Linked DNA regions of Homo sapiens: region 1 is linked to region 2. The links are chromatin loops, found by intact Hi-C in ENCODE. Cell type or tissue: B cell. All regions are shown on one strand. Links, peaks and the distances in the headings refer to the core of each region. The heading gives the core; the rest is flanking DNA. Region 1 overlaps STK4 (serine/threonine kinase 4). Region 2 overlaps KCNS1 (potassium voltage-gated channel modifier subfamily S member 1).

The links. Peaks named below come from ENCODE experiments on the same cell type or tissue, not always from the same donor. Only the 100,000 strongest peaks of a DNase experiment are listed, where the experiment ranks them.
Region 1: a loop joins it to region 2, with 28 times the contacts of the local background. A loop is called at or near these places in 64 of 110 quality-filtered maps.

Annotation. Positions count from the first base shown.
Region 1 is chr20:45,010,177-45,012,991 of GRCh38, reverse strand. The region is part of intron 9 of STK4 (serine/threonine kinase 4); the gene reads right to left. Among named protein-coding and RNA genes, the nearest start is that of STK4, 45 kb to the right of the region's middle. In B cell, for the core only: a CTCF peak has its summit at 1,699 (motif pointing left); a DNase peak (open chromatin) is centred at 1,711; H3K27ac peaks cover 1,070 bases.
Region 2 is chr20:45,094,345-45,097,159 of GRCh38, reverse strand. It overlaps KCNS1 (potassium voltage-gated channel modifier subfamily S member 1), which reads left to right. Exons shown (of 4, transcript NM_001322799.2): 4 at 1,820-2,815. The coding sequence ends at 2,290. Among named protein-coding and RNA genes, the nearest start is that of KCNS1, 5.4 kb to the left of the region's middle. In B cell, for the core only: CTCF peaks have their summits at 984 and 1,183 (motif pointing right); a DNase peak (open chromatin) is centred at 1,189; H3K27me3 peaks cover 679 bases.

The DNA.
Region 1 (2,815 bases), core at 275-2,774, 84 kb after region 2:
TCCCATCTCTATAAAAAAAAAAAAAAAAAAAAAAAAAAAAAAATCACAGGTGTGGTGGCACATGCCTGTGGTCCCAGCTACTCAGGTGGCTGAGGCAGGAGGATTGCTTGGCCCCAGGAATTCAAGGCTGCAGTGAGCTAGGATCGCGCCACTGCATTCCAGAGTGAGACAGTGCCTCAAAAAAAAAAAAAAGAAGAAGAAGAAGAAGAAGATTATATATAAAGATCAAAAGGAAAAACTATAATCATAATTCATAGACAATAAGACTGTCTCCATTTTTTTAAAAAGGCAATCTCCATAAAACCTGTTACAATGAATAAAACAGTCCATAAATATCTACAGTAGTTGTCTATAGAAGAAAAATGTTAGAAACAAAAGTTTTTTAAACTATGCCATTTGTAATAGCAACAAATAAGTATCTAAAAATAGATTTAACAAAAAGCTCTAAAACATCTTTGTTGGTACAATTATAAAATTATCTAAGAATATAAAAGATAGACCAAACAGATTGAAAGATAAACCATGTTCATGCATAGAAAGAATTAACACAGAGATGGCAATTCTGCCTAATTAATCTGTGTATCCAATGCAATTAAGTCAAAATTCCAGTAGTATTTTATAAAATTTGATATACTGATCCTAAAATTTATATGGGAGAGGCCGGGTGCAGTGGCTCACGCCTGTAATCCCAGCACTTTGGGAGGCTGAGGTGGACGGATCACGAGGTCAGGAGATCGAGACCATCCTGGCCAAAACAGTGAAACCCTATCTCTACTAAAATACAAACCATTAGCCAGGTGTGGTGGTGCGTGCCTGTAGTCCCAGTTACTTGGGAAGTTGAGACAGGGGAATTGCTTGAACCCAGGAGGCAGAGGTTGCAGTGAGCTGAGATCGCGCCACTGCACTCTAGCCTGGTGACAGAGCAAGACTCCATCTCAAAAAAAAAAAAAAATTTGTATCGGAGAAGAGTGATATAAATTTCAAGAAGTAATCTGTGATGAAAAGAAAAATAAGGGGATGGGAAATCTATTGCAGACAAATAGTCAAAGAAGGACTGAGAAGGTGACAGGATCAAAGACCTGGATAGAGGGAGGAAGCAAGTCTTTCAGATGGAAAAATAAAACAGACTACTAGAGCTCATATTGTAAACAAAAACAAATTCCTGATCTATATCAGGAATATATATATTTTTACTGTTATTTACTGTAACATAAGCCTTAGTCCTGGCTCCCAACAACTTGACTTAAAAAAAAAAAAAAAAATATATATATATATATATATATGTATGTTCTACACAAGAACTTTCAAATCAGTTCTACACAAGAATTATTAGGTTTTTTAAAAAATTTATTCAGTTATTCAAGTAAGGCCATTTTAGCTGATTACAGTTTAAAAACTATATGCATGGTACCATGCTACAGAAAAAGAACACCAATTGTGTCAAGTCCACTGAGAAATCTGGGAAGGGAGAGAAAAAGTGACTATTTTGAGATGTTTTGGCTGACTTCTTATTTGAACTTTGCCAAGTATGAGGTATCCAATCTCCCAACTAAATAAAATAAAGACATTGCCCTAGTGTCACTGCGGTTACTTAAAATACACTTAAGAATGAATAAGTAATGGTCTTGTTCTAGCATAAAGGCTACTTTTATATAAAGGGGATTTGTGAACTCAAATGGGAACACGATTATAACCCATTAACTTAATACAGAGCTCCCTCTGCTGGCCCAGAGAATGCACAATGATCCTAACACTGACACAGACCCTCTCATGTCACTTCAATAATGTGTCCTGCTGTTTGGGGAGGTAAACAAGGCTATTCTAGAGCCCTTATTCAAAAACAAAAACAACAACAAAAACAAGAACATATCTAGACAAATAGAAGAAGCCTTCCAAAATCCCCAATCTAATATTTTATCCAGACAGAGGTTTTCCAAGTAACGTGGACCATGGTTTGCCTCTTTCGTTCTCACATGTATGCTTGAGGCCACTTAAAATCAATCAAATCCCACCTTAATCCCTTCTCTCCAACTGCAATCTGACTCCTTCCTATAGATTCAGATACATACATCCAAAACAAATTCCCTCAGAGGTAACAATATCATTAGCTTATCAGAGGCATGCTCCCTTTGAAAACCATCTGTCCTTTCTTTCTGGAAATACTGAGGACATATGTAGAGTAACTGGTTATCAAAATAACCAGCAAGGAGAAGTACATTACTACAAGCTGAGACTCACCAACACATGATCTGTAACATAAGCCTTAGTCCCAGCTCCCAACACTTGATAAAGGGGCTCTGCTAGAAGTAGTATAATCTAATGATTCAGAACATAACCACTGAAATCAAACATATCTGGGTTCAAATCTTGGCTTCTCTATTACTCATTATATAATCACAAGTATGTTACTTAATCTCTGCAACTGGGTTTCAACTGCTATTAAACAGGGAATGGTTCAATTTACCACACAGCATGGTTGTAATGATCAAAATATGTGAAATGCTTAAAGGATAAATCACAGTGTGTGGTATATATTAAGTGCCTAATCACTAATAATTATTATTAGCAGTTATAACATCTATCCTATTGAGTATAACACATAAGTTACATATAATAAATAATTGGGAGGCCGGGCGCGGTGGCTCACGACTGTAATCCCAGCACTTTGGGAGGCAGAGGCAGGCGGATCACAAGGTCAGGAGTTGGAGACCAGCCTGCCCAATATGGTGAAACCCCATCTCTACTAAAAACATAAAAATTAGCCAGGTGTGGTGGCATGCACCTGTAATCCCAATCTCAGGAGGCTGAGACAGGA
Region 2 (2,815 bases), core at 164-2,663:
TAGTCCTTAGGAGAACTTCCTCAGGAAGATGCTATTATTTATTCTCTTCCCGTAGATGAAGAAGCTGAGGTTGAAGGGTTGGCTCTGTAAAGCCTGGTTGCAGTTTACTGAGCATCCTCCTTGTGCCAGGTGCTGCATTGTGGGTGAATCACTGCCCTGGCAAGCTTGCACTCAAGGGGGGTGAAATTAGCATGGTTTGAAGAGGGAGGCAAGGCGAACGGCGTGTGCCGAGGCCTGGAGAGAGAACAGGATGAATGCTGGGAGGAGGACATGGAGGGAAGGAGATTCCCAGAGATGAAATTGAAGAGTCGAGCGGGGCAGGGCACCGAAGGGTCATGAAGTCTTGGCACATGATTTTGGACTTGGTCCCGAGGGTATAGGAGAGCTCGTGAGAGGTTTAAACAGAGGTAAGGGTTATTGTCACTGCTTTGCAGAGGTGGAAACTGAGGCTCCCAGAGGTGACAGTGCTTGTTGGAGGTTCCTCAATAAGCAGTAGAACCCAGAGAAGAACCCACCTGTGCCTGGCTCCAGCACCTCATGTTCTTTCTCCTAAAGCTCCATGCGACCCTACTGATAATCCCCAGACAATGCTAAAAGAAAGATCCCTTCCACCCATGGCTTAGTAAAGCCTCTTGTATGCCCTCAGGATACTGGGTGCTGGCAGATGACCTAGGCAGAATCCTAGGGCAGTGGGCAGGTATAAGGAATTACATTCAGCAGACCCCCTGAGCTCAGCATCTCCCCAGGGAAGATCCCTGTGCCCCAGAACGCTGCCCTGTCCCCTCCATGCAGAGAGCCAGGGCCTGACACTACTAGCTTTGTCTTCAGTAGGGGAGAAGAGTATTACTAATCAGAGCTGCCAGGGTCTAAGATGCAGGTGTAATATACTCCAGATGAGAGCCTTGCTACTCAAAGTGAGGCCCCTGACCACCAGCAGCTTTCTCATCACTTGGAAGCTTTCTAGACATGTAGATTCTCTGGCTCTACCCAAGACTATGCGATTGCGTTCTGCCAAGACCCCTGCATGATTCCTGCACGCATTAAAGTTGGAGAGACTCTGCTTTAGACTAGGGGTTCTCAGCCTCGCATTACTGACATTTGGGACCAGGTAATTCTTTGATGTGGGAGCTGCCCTGTACATTTTAGGATGTTTAGCAGTATCCCTGGCCTTTACCCACTAGAGGGCAGTAGCACACCTGTCCCAGTTGCAACAACCAAAAATGTCTCTAGACGTTCCCAAATGTCCCTTGCGGGGTGGAGGCGGGGAGGTGGTGGGCAAAACCACCCTGTTTGAGAATCACTGCCCTAGAGCTTGGCCTCAGGGACAAAGCAAACATACACAGCCATAGGAAAGTGAATTCTGTGGGTGGTCCAGGGGACTTATGTCCTCTCAGCTTCCTGGAGGAGCAAAAAATATTTTTATACTTTTCAGACCAGTCAAAAGTACATGAAACCAACTCTTTGCATTGTGGAATATAAACTATGGTTCTCTTGGTTCTGCAACAGTGTAAAAATCACAAGCTCTTCATTCCCTGGCTGTGGTGCCACCAGTAACCCCGGAGTTGGAAAAAACAGCTGTAGCCTAGCAGATACCTTGGACAATAGAACTTAGGCCTGTGCGCAATACCAGGGGGTTTTGCTGCCAACTGTAGTTGAAAGGTCTTAGTTTAAAGTCAGGGGACCTGGGCCTTAGCACCAGCTCTATCTTGCTGACTTTGGACCTGTCCTTTATACTCTCTGGGCCTCAGTTTCCCCATATGCCTAATACCAGGACTGTAAGCCCATCCACTCTGACTTGGCTTTCTACATTCTCTTTCAGCACAGCTACCGTGAGGTGGGCATCTTGCTGCTGTACCTGGCTGTGGGTGTGTCAGTGTTCTCTGGTGTGGCCTACACAGCTGAAAAGGAGGAGGACGTGGGCTTTAACACCATCCCAGCCTGCTGGTGGTGGGGCACAGTGAGCATGACCACCGTGGGCTATGGGGATGTGGTGCCAGTGACGGTGGCTGGCAAGCTGGCAGCCTCAGGCTGCATCCTAGGGGGCATCCTGGTGGTAGCACTCCCCATCACCATCATCTTCAACAAGTTCTCCCACTTCTACCGGCGCCAGAAGGCTCTGGAGGCAGCCGTGCGCAACAGCAACCACCAAGAGTTTGAGGACTTGCTGAGCAGCATTGATGGGGTGTCGGAGGCATCTCTGGAGACATCCCGAGAAACCTCTCAGGAGGGACAGTCTGCAGATCTAGAGAGCCAGGCCCCCAGTGAGCCTCCACACCCTCAGATGTATTAAAACCAGGGATCCGTGACCCCCTGCCATGCCCCTACAGTAGAGATTCCTCCCCTGCTAAAGTTCTTCATGGTAGTGAGCCTCCCAGGATCACTCATGCTGTCCTGAGAAATGAGATTCAAAAGCTGCATTCCTTCCTCCAAAGGCCCAGGACAGGACAGTGCTACCCTAGATTCTGTGAGATTCTGCAAGCAACTCAGAAAGCTTTATAAACCTGCCTCCAAGCCATTCATGAAGCAGGCATGAGCCAGAGGGAGGAAGTTGAAAGGATACTAATGATTCCTGAGCACCTCCTGTACATGAACCAGGTCATGTTTGGCCTTGTGTTGGAGAAAGAGAATTATCCCCACTTCACAGATGAGGAAACCAAGGCTAAGAGATGAGCGATGCCTCTCCCAGATGTCACAATTAGAAGTGGCAGAGTCAGGTTTGGAATCTGGGCTTGTTGGTGTGCCTGGAGCAATGCTCCATCAACTCCATCTTTCTTCTGCCCTCATGAAGTTTGCGTGTGTTTTTTGGTGATTCATG